Regions from separate parts of the Homo sapiens genome. Here region 2 is linked to region 1. Evidence: chromatin loops called from intact Hi-C (ENCODE). Cell type or tissue: chondrocyte. All regions are shown on one strand.

Region 1 (5,000 bases):
CCCCAAGTGAGGATATGCCCTTGGACACAAGGACCCGCTGGCCCCCCAGTGTCCAGCCTGGGGTCTGTAGGGAGCAGGCAGTCAGGAAAAGCTGAGGCGAGGTCATGGAGTTGACGTGCGTGAGAACCGAAAGCATGCTGCCCTGGAGGGAAGCTGGCCTGCACGCCTGTTCTAGAGTGAAGTAGCAGAGGCCCTGGAAACACCATGTGTCCTGTCAGAGGTCACTTAGCATGTTGGGGGCAGAGCTGGAACTTGTCCCAGGCCCCTAGGCTCCAGACCAGTGCCCACCCCCTACACCGTAGCCCACAGCCTGGCTTCCCACCTGGGGTTTGTGGGCACAGGCCCTACGCATGGAAAGTCATGCAGATCTGGAGTGTGGGTTCGGAAACCACCGGGCAGATGCCTGGTTGGCAGAGTGGGGAAGCAGCCGAGGTCATCCTGGGTCATTAGGGAGTGGTGTGAGCCCTCCCTAGCCTCATTAGGGAAATTGGGTTGTGACTGTGGCCACAAGGCCAATCTCCTGGTGGGACGTCTGCCTGGCCACCCCTGGCCGCAGCATTCCCCAGGTCCTCGTCACCCGCCTGAGGCCAGCCAGGTGGGTTTTTGTCTCCCGGCCTGGTGGCTGCTTGATTATGTCACCAGACTCTTTCAGCATGTACGTCCCATGGGACTTCTTCCCTTCCTCCTCAGCCCCCGATCCTGGCTCCTCCTCTGCCTCAGCCCTCTCCTAGCTCTCCCCTAAGCTTCTTGAGTCTCCTTGCTGACCAGCAGTGGCCACTTCTCCAGCTCTGACCCCAGTACCAACTGTCCCCTAGACGGGGACCCCAGCTACAGAATTCCCACCTGCCCAAAACCAAACGCAGCATCTTCCCATCCTCCCAGACCTGTGCTTCCTAGCGCGTCCCCCATCAGTGGGGCACCAGCGCTGGGGTGCTGCCTTCACCCTTCCCCTGTGTGGCTCCCACATCCTAGTGTGACCGGATCCCACGTCCGAGCTCTACTCACCTCCCAAACCCAGCCAGCTTCCTCACCCCTGTTGCCCTGCCTTCTTCAAAGGTTGTGGTTGCTAATTGGTGTCCCTACCTCCGCCTCATCCCCCTTCCCTCCTGCATCCTGCAGCCGGGGCGCTTTCTCCGCCCCCCTCCGAGTTCCTCCATTGTCAGGCACTGCTGCCTTCCTGCCTCCCAAGGCCTCCCACAGTCCAGTTCCTCTCTCCTGGTTCCTCCCCATCTGCCTGTTGTTCTCCCTGTTACGGCACACGTGCCCTTTACTGATTACAACCTCGGTATGTGTCATCCTCTGCCTTTACTGCCATTTCCCATTCCCCTCCCTTCCTGGAGAACTCTTAGTCATCCATCAAAACCCAGCGCACTTTCACCTCCTCTCTGAAGCTGTCTCTGACTCTTAGGCAGGCGTGCACGTCTTCCTCTTTACTTGCACTCATGTGTTTGAAATGGTTCAGCCCTCTACTGCAGGACCAGTCCATGAGCTCCCAAGAAGGGCAGGGATGTGTTTAAGTCATCCTTGTGTTTCTCACGTCTCACACAGGGCAGGGTGCAGAGGAAAACATGCCGCATGGGAGTGTAGAGGAGATGAGACCATCTCATGAGGGACTCATGCCCGAAGTGTGTGCATCATCCGTTCACAAAGTGCCTTCACACCCCTCGTGCAGAGCAGTGTGCCCAGCCCACCGCCAGGAGAGGGACGCCCAGCGCGTCGTGGTTTGCTGGGTCCTGCACTGCTGTCCCACCTTGCTCCCTTCCACAGCTGGTCAGCTTGCAGGTCTGCCGGCTTCTCTCCACGAGGCCTCTCCAGCCCCAGTTTGTCTGTCAGAAGCGCAGAGACCCCCAGCCTCACTCCCCAGGCCTCTGCATGGGCTTGTTCCTGCTCCAGAACACCTTTCCCTCCCGCTGCCCAGCCTCGCCTCCACATCACAGAGCGCCTGACTCCTGTGCCCCCAGGGCACATCACAGATCGCCCACACGTTTGTCTGTTGAGTGCAGCGACAAGTCACCAGACTAAGTTTGAGTCGGTGGCGGGAATTGGCTTATGTCCCCAAAGTGGCTGTACCTGCCGATGATCCAAACGTACCTACTGTGCCCCGAGCCCATGAGCCCCTTTTGTCCTCGAAGGGCCATGAGAAGTACCCGCTGCCGCCCCTCATGCACAGCTGAGGGAGAGGAAGTGAGCGCCACTGCTTGTGACGCAGCCGGGACTCCAGCCCCAGGCTGTGGCTCTGCAGCCCCTGCTCCTTTCTGCGGCATGTGGGTGGACAGTGGTGGAGAGTCACTGGCTGGGGCTCGGGGACGCTGCTCACAGCCTTACAGATCCTCCTGTTCGTGTGTCCACAGTGCTCTTACCACTGTCTCCTTCCGGGTTCCCAGGGCTGCTGTGGGAACACTTTTGGGATGCTACCACCTTGGCCCCCATGCCTGGGCGCCCTCCATCTCGTCACCTGCTGGAAAGGAAAAACAGACCTTTTCCCTGTTCGTGGCAGGCCATGGCCTGGGCACCTGCCTGAGCTCTCTGGCAGTAGGAGCTAAGGGTGGCACTAGACAGCCTGTCCGTCCGCCATGGCTTCCTTTAGGGTCCCTGTGGAGGGCAGGGCAGGGTTGCCAGATAAAATACAGAGTGCCCATTTAAACTGGGATTTCAGATAAACAAGTAATTTTTTTTATTATAAGTATGACCCATGCAACTTTTGAACATACTTATACTCAGGAAGTATTGATTGTCCACCTGAAATTCAGATTGAATGAGGCGTCCTGTATTTTTATTTGCTAAACCTGGCAACCTGAGGGAGGAAAGAAGGACACCTCCAGCCTCCCGGGCCTTGAGGGAGTAAAGCTCAGGAGGTGAGTGAGTCTCTTGACTCTTGACTTCTCTGGTGCAAGACCTCAGGTCCGTGGGGGCAGAAAAACTTGATTGCGGTGACACCTAGTGACCAGCCTGGGAAATTTCAGGAATCAAGGGAGAGGAACGGGGAAGAAACGAGGCAGGGCAGGGGCTCCAGGTGAGGAGCCAGCAGGCAGGGGAGAGGGAGCGGGCCAGCCTTACAGAGCACCCCCTGCAGCTTGAGGGATCTGAGCTGGAGCCCATCACCTCTGTTACTGCCCTTGAACACTCTTACAAAAGAAAGTTTTAAGCTGCGCGTGGTGGCTCACACCTGTAATCCCAGCACTTTGGGAGGCCGAGGTGGGAGGATCGCTTGAGCCCAGGAGTTCGAAACCAGCCTGGACAACATGGTGAAACCTCATCTCTACAAAAAATACAAAAATTAGTCAGGTGTGGTAGCGCACACCTGTAGTCACAGCTACTCCAGAGGCTGAGGCAGGAGGATTGCTTGAGCCCTGGAGTTCAAGGCTGCAGTGAGCTGTGATTTGATTACACCACTGCACTCCAGCCTGGGCGGCAGAGTGAGACTCTGTCTCAAAAAAAAAAAAAAAAAAAAAAAAGAGGGTTTTAGTCTCCCCACTTTATAAATTAGGCAACAACAAGTTCTAAAACCACATGCCTTAGAAAGGGCTGGGATGGGGACGCAAATCAGCGCTGTCGAATCAACCTGCCCCACCTCGGTGTTGCCCAACCCATAGAGCTTTCTGTGGCTCTGCAAATGTTTCTTGGTCCTCCCAACTGTCAGAGACAGAACCACCTCCCATTTCACAGAGGCAGCTTTCTAGGGGTTCCCGGTGCCAGGACTGGTCAAGGCCCTGGGGTGGGGAGAGGGTGCTGAAGGGAGGCTGGCATCCATCCTGCTTTCGGAGAAGCTTGCCAGGAGCCAATCACAGTCCCAGCTCTGTCTGTCTCCATCTGTGTACACAGTGCGTGCCTGCCAGTGAACCGCATGGCAGTGACTGGGTCTCAAACTGAGAATGAGCGTGTGGGGTTGGACACCCTTCCTCCTCGGTCTCAGCCCAGGGCCTGCACACAGCTGGTGCTTAGCAAAGGTTTGTCAATTGAGGGAGTGAAGGAATGCGTGAGCTGAAAGGTCAAGGGCAGCAGTCCTTGTGTGCCACCTCTTGATGTGAAAGAAAGAGCGCTGAGCTTGACCGAAAGTGGGAGGCTGCATGTGAACTCTGCACTGACAGCTGCGTGACCAGGGCAAGTCACAGCCGCGTGACCCAGGACAGTCACTGTCTCGTGGGCTTCAGCCTCCTCAGTGGAAATGGAGAGGCTTCACCTAGATGCTCTCCAAGGCGCCTTCCAGTTCTAGCTTTCCAGAAAACCAATCCATTCTGGTTTTTGCTTGCGTGTAAACACAAAGCAGGACAATTTCTCTCGGAGCTGTGGCCCATGTCCGTGCCCGGTGAGCTCATCAACCAACCACCTTGCAGGTGTTTATTGGGCACCCATTCGGGCTTCACTGTGGTCCGGCCCCTAGGAGAGCAGATCAGGAGGAGGCGCAGACAAGGAGCGGGCTGGTTGGTAGAAAGGCCTGCGCCTGCCTGGAATCCTGGGGCTGGAAACCAAGGAGGCACTCCCTAAATATTTGTGGAATGAAGGGGCACGTAAGCACACAAGCAGTTGAACGTGGAAGGCGTTGGGAGCCAGATAATACAAGATGTGGACTCTTGTGGCTGGAACAGCTGGGTGGTGAGTGCTGAGCCAAGGCCTGTGCACACCCAGGACGACTAGTCCTCTGGGGCCTGGCAGGAGCCTTTGAACCCTGAAAGAGGGCCCAGAGTCGGTGTCAGAGCAGAAGGGACGGTGCTGCGAGCGTGTGGAGTGGGTGGGAAGGGGACCAGGCAGAGTGGGCCAGCTTCTTTGCTGGGTCACACACCCAGCTGGGACCCAGGACCCCAAGAGGCTCTGGGGGATAAACTCTTTCCCCTACATCCAATATGGCATATTGGTCAAAGCAGAGGGGGCAGTGAGAAGGACGACGAGAGGAGCAGAGTTCCCTTGAGGGACCGTCCAGGCTGCCAAGTGGGTACCAGGGCTGATGAGGTGTGAGGTGAGCACTTAATGGAGGGGCTAGAACCCCTTTGGGCCTGCCAATG
Region 2 (5,000 bases), 610 kb before region 1:
GGGTGTCTCAGGGGGGAGATGCAATGGTCCTGCAGGGACAGAACTAGCCAAGCAGATCTGTTCTGCCTGCAGGCCTCTGGCCCCTCCTGCCCAGTGCTAAGGTCCTGCCCAGGCTCCTGCCCTGAGCCCTGTTGAATGGTCACTTGGGGAGAATAGGCTGGGCTGGGACTATTTCCAGTTGAAGATAAGTCTCTGGCCTGTGACATCCACTCGAGGGGTAGGTCCAGGCCTTGCCCATCTCACCCTTGCCCTGTGTGTTGGCAGGTAGTGGCCGACAACTGCAGACAAGGCTACCTGGATGCCCTGAGGTTCCTGGAGAGACGTGGTAGGTGGCAGTCCCACAGTGGCTGGGGATCATGTCCCACATGGTGCCAGGTAGACCCTGCCTCTTGGGCCTTTGAGCTGCTAGGGACATGGGCTAACTCAGTCTCTTCCTCATCATCTGCTCTGTGCTGGACCTGAGCTGAGTACTGGGGACTCAGAGAAGAATCACATACAAGTTCCACTGTTGAGCAGCCCGCAGCCTGGTACAGGGGGACAGACTCAGAGAGAGACAACCCAGGGAGATGGGTGTAGTGACAGAGGGATGCTCAAGGCTGTGGGAGTCCAGAGGAGGCATTGGACTCAGCCTGGGGGTTGGGGGTAGGCAAGGAGGGCTTCCTGGAGGCAGTGACAGATAAGCTGGGTTTTGACTAGTTATGAAGACACCAGCAAAATTGAAGATTCCAGCAAAAGAAGAGGGCATTCTAGGCAGAGGGAAAAACAAGAGAGAAGGGACAGAGGCAGGCACCTTGAGGGCACATAACTCAATATGGCAGGAGGGGTGTGTGTGTGTGTGTGTGTGTTCATGGGGCAGTGGGTGTGCCAGAGAGGTCTGGGCTGGAGAGCCTGAACATCATCCACAGGACAGAGCTCTTCAAATTGGTGCAATAGACATTCAGACACAGGCCACCTGGCTCCAGAACTCATGTGCTCAAGTCCTACGTTACAACCAAAAACACACAATCAGGAGGCATTTGGCGAGCGCTTAATATGTGCCCAGACGTGAGCTTAAGCTTTATGTATTTATCTTGTTTAATTCTCAGAGTAACTGTATAAAGCAGGTCTTACTTTTCCTTTTTTACAGAGAGGGAAACTGAGGCAAAGGGCATTGGGTCACATAGCTTGCAGGTGGTGGAGCCAGAATTCGAACTCTGGATTGTGTCTTTGGGGTCTGGGCTCTGATGAGCCACTCGAAAGTGGGCAGGGAGCAGGGCAGAGCAGGGCCAGGGGAAGGCAGAAGGGAGTCATCCGGAATAAGCTGTGGGTCCGTCCCACAGCACAGTGGATCCCCAGAACTGGGTTTGGGCTCTGAGGGATGTGGGCAGCATGGGGCGCCTTGGGGAGGCTCAGATGCTTGACTTATCCTCTCCCTTCCCCTGACCCAGGACTCACCAAGGAACCAGTGCTATGGACGCTGGTGTCTAAGGAACCCCCAGCCCCGGCTGACGGAAACTGGGATGCTGGCTGTGACCAACGCTGGAAGGGGGGCCTGTCTCTCAACTGGAAAGTGCCCCATGTGCAAGTCAAGGATGTACCCAACTTTGAGCAGCTCTCACCAGAGCTGGAGGCTGGTAGGGACTCTACCTGCATTTGCTCACCTACCAGGGCCCTGCACTCAGGGGCCCGGGCTCAGGGACCCTGCCTTGAAGGCACTCGTGGTCTGGAAGAGGACAGGACTCATTTACTGAGCACCTACTAAATGCCAAGTGTGGTACTATGGGCTTTTCACATGTGGCATCGTTCATTCTTCCCCACAACCCTGGGCCTAGGCATTATTCGTACCCACTTCACTGATGAGGAAACCAAACCTCAGAGAAAGGAAGGGACTCACCAAGGGCTCAGAGCCTGCAACTAGGGGATTTGAACCCAAGCCTGTGCCTGCGAAAGCCAGGTCTTTGCCCACTGCCCCGGAAAGGGCGGGAGTGTTGACAGACATAGGAGAGGCACACACAGAGGGTTCTGGATTCCCCAGATGAAAATGAACTCATTTCATCCTTCCAACAACCATCTGAGGATAGTACAGAATTGTTCTCATTGTACAGATGAGGAAACCATAGCACAGAGAAGTTAAGCGACTTGCCCAAGGTCACACAGTAGCAAATGGCAGAACTAGGGGTTCTACTCGGAACCATTTAGTCTGCCCGCCCGCTGTGTGACTAAATGTCACAACTGCAACAACAGGAAAGTACAGAGTCCCACAGGCACATGTAACGATGGTGGGGGGTGACTTTGAGCAGCATCTAAGTGAAGCTGGAAAAGAGATGTTGGCCAGGCCAAGAGGCAGAAGAGCATCGGGGAGAGGGCATGGCACGTGCAAAGGTCCTGGGGTTGGTGAGGGACAGCCAGGAGGTCCCTGTGGCTGCGGCATGAGGGACAGGCAGCAGAGGTGAGCTTGGGAGGCTGGCAGGGTGGGCAGGTGGTCTCAAAAGCTGTGGGAGGAGCAAGTGAGGTGGGCGGGAGGGGGTGGTGGACCCAGCTGGGTGGGAAGAGGCTGAAGGGGTGGGAGGCTGGGAGGAGAGGGATGGCGGTCGAGGCCAGATCAGGGAGAGTGGGGTGGGCAAGGGGATGAGGAAGGGGGCCCCTTTCCATGCCGGAGACCACACGAGGACGTGCAGAAATGGGCGGGGACCTGTGCGGAACCCCTGAGGTCCAAGCTTGGGATTCTGGAACCCGGCAGTGTACCTGTAGCCACACGGGGGCACCAGAGAGCTGCCTCGGGTGGAGCACCAACTCCTGGGCGCTGCGCCCTCGCCATTTGGGAAGGGAATTGTGAATCTCATCTCTAATCCTCACCTGCCTGCCCAGGGAGGAATGTCCTGCTGGGATCCCCAGTTTATGGAGAAGGAAGCTAGGACTCGTCCTAGGACACTCGGCAGGTGGATGTGGAGCAGGGTCTCTGGCCTGTGCTATCTGTGAATCCTTGTAATCCTCCGTCTCCAGAGGGCAGTGGCCAGAGTGGACGTGGTGGCCTGAGCTGTGGCCTGGGCTGTGTCTGGAGGCTGGGATTTGGGCTCCGGCTCTGTCCCAGCCCAGATGCTGGTCCCTTCCACTCTGGTCAGGTCAGTGAATAGAGCACCCAGGAAATGGTTGCTGCGGTCATAGTTGTGGCTGTGGTTATTAATAACACTGTCGTGTTACTGTTATGAGAGAGTGTGGTGAGAGCATCTGTCCCAGCCTAGCAGGCCACAGACTTTCTAGAGGGGCAGAAGAGGTAGAAACAACTCAGGAGCCTGAGAGTCCTCAAGTCCATCCTGGCCCTGCCACTTCCTGTTGATGGTCCTTAGGCAAGTCACTTCTCCACTCTGAACCTCAGTCTCCTCATCTACGAGAGGGCATACACCCCTTGTCTCACGGACAACGATGAGCGCAGAGCTACCTGCTGGCCTGTGGTGGGGGCTTGCTCAGTGTTGCTTCTTCATCTGCAGAAGGTGGAGGGGGTGCAGTCTCTTACTGTGTGAAATGGGGGGGCTCAGGTTGCTGGCCCACAGACTTCAGGTGGGCAGGGCCATGCCAGGGCTTCTCTTGCAGCACTGAAGAAAGCATGTACGAGGGATCCCAGCCGGTGGGCCCGCTTCTGGCACTCGGGGCCTGGACAGGTGCTGACGTACCTGCTGCTACCCTGCACACTGCCCTTCGAGTACATCTACTTCCGCAGCAGAAGGTAAGGCTCGGCCAGGGGGCCTGGGAAGGGCCTGGCTTGTGGCGGAGACTGGTGCCCATGGCAGGAGGGGCGGCTGGCACACTGGGTGGGTAGGGCTCGGCGGGGTGGGGGGAGCCCGGCTGGTGTCCCCACACTGTGTGGTGTTGACTGCATGACTCAGAGCCTCTGTGATCTCCTCTGCAAAATGAGACTGGTGGAGAAGTGGCATGGTGGGTAGGATTGGAAGTCGGGGGCTTCCTGGTCGGCCTCCTGGGCCCTACACTGTCTCCGTGACCTTTGACCATTGCTCCACCCATCAGAATCTCAGGTTGGCTGTGTGGCTGGGTCTGAGTCTCTTGACCTCTCTGGGCTACAGGTTTCTTTTCTCTTCTCTTTTCTTTCTTTTCTTTTCTTTTTTTTTTTCTGACAGAGTCTCACTCTATTGCCCAGGCTGGAGTGCAATGGCATGATCTTGGCTCACTGCAACCTCTGCCTCCCAGGTTCAAGCGATTCTCCTGCCTCAGCCTCCTAAGTAGCTGGGACCACAGGTGCCCACCGCCACGCCCGGCTAATTGTTTTGTATTTTAGTAGAGGCAGGATTTCACCTTGTTGCCCAGGCTGGTGGCAAACTCCTGAGCTCAGGCAATCCGCCCGCCTCGCCCTCCCAAAGTGCTGGGATGACAGGCATGAGCCACCGCTACAGGTTCCTTTTCTGTAAAACAAGCCCCTTCCAAGCCAGGCCGGCTGTGGTTAGGCTCTCAGTAACATTCTGACTTGCTGGTTAATGTGCCCGTCTGCATCAGTTGTTCATTCATCCCACCAGCAGTTGCTGAGGACCTCTCAGGGGCCAAGGCCTGGCTGGGGGCCATGGAAGCAGCCCCGACGCAGACCCAGCTCCTGGCCTGGTGGAGCTCACGACCTACAAATTATCACACACTCACCTGTAACTACAGCGCCACCTAGAGGTTCCCTGGGAGAGGTCTACACTGGCTTCCAGCTGCACAGCTCAATCTAGGGACTCTCTGGCCAGGGAAGGCTGCCCGGAGGAGATGACTCTTAGGCTATAATCTGAAGGATGAGTCAGCGTCCACCAGGCAAAGAGGACAAGGAGAATGTTCTCGGCAGATGGAACAGCATGTGCAAAGATCCAGAGGCAGGAGGGAGAAAGGCCCATTCGAGGAGCAGGAAGGGAGGCCAGTAAAGCTGGAGCCTCAGGGAGTGTGCCGTACACGACGCAGGGGAGGCTGGTGGGGCAGACGCACTGAGCTCTGGAGCCAGCTGAGCGTGGTCTTTGTCTGGAGAGTGGTGGAAAGGCTGG

The links. A loop is a pair of places that touch in the nucleus more often than their neighbours do. Peaks named below come from ENCODE experiments on the same cell type or tissue, not always from the same donor. Only the 100,000 strongest peaks of a DNase experiment are listed, where the experiment ranks them.
Region 2: it touches region 1 in a loop (2.4-fold over the local background); 3 of 110 quality-filtered maps call a loop at or near these places.

Annotation. Positions count from the first base shown.
Region 1 is chr22:43,272,017-43,277,016 of GRCh38, reverse strand. The region is part of intron 4 of SCUBE1 (signal peptide, CUB domain and EGF like domain containing 1); the gene reads left to right. It overlaps SCUBE1-AS1 (SCUBE1 antisense RNA 1), which reads right to left and starts at 1,075. Exons shown (of 2, transcript NR_134582.1): 1 at 1,006-1,075. In chondrocyte, CTCF peaks have their summits at 2,730 and 2,930 (motif pointing left); no DNase peak of the experiment used is centred here.
Region 2 is chr22:43,882,916-43,887,915 of GRCh38, reverse strand. It overlaps PNPLA5 (patatin like domain 5, triacylglycerol lipase), which reads left to right. Exons shown (of 9, transcript NM_138814.4): 5 at 265-325; 6 at 1,428-1,613; 7 at 3,571-3,703. Among named protein-coding and RNA genes, the nearest start is that of PNPLA5, 6.6 kb to the left of the region's middle. RefSeq lists an enhancer at 3,963-4,693. In chondrocyte, CTCF peaks have their summits at 2,518, 2,736 (motif pointing right), 4,418 and 4,626 (motif pointing left); DNase peaks (open chromatin) are centred at 305, 1,455, 2,715 and 3,745.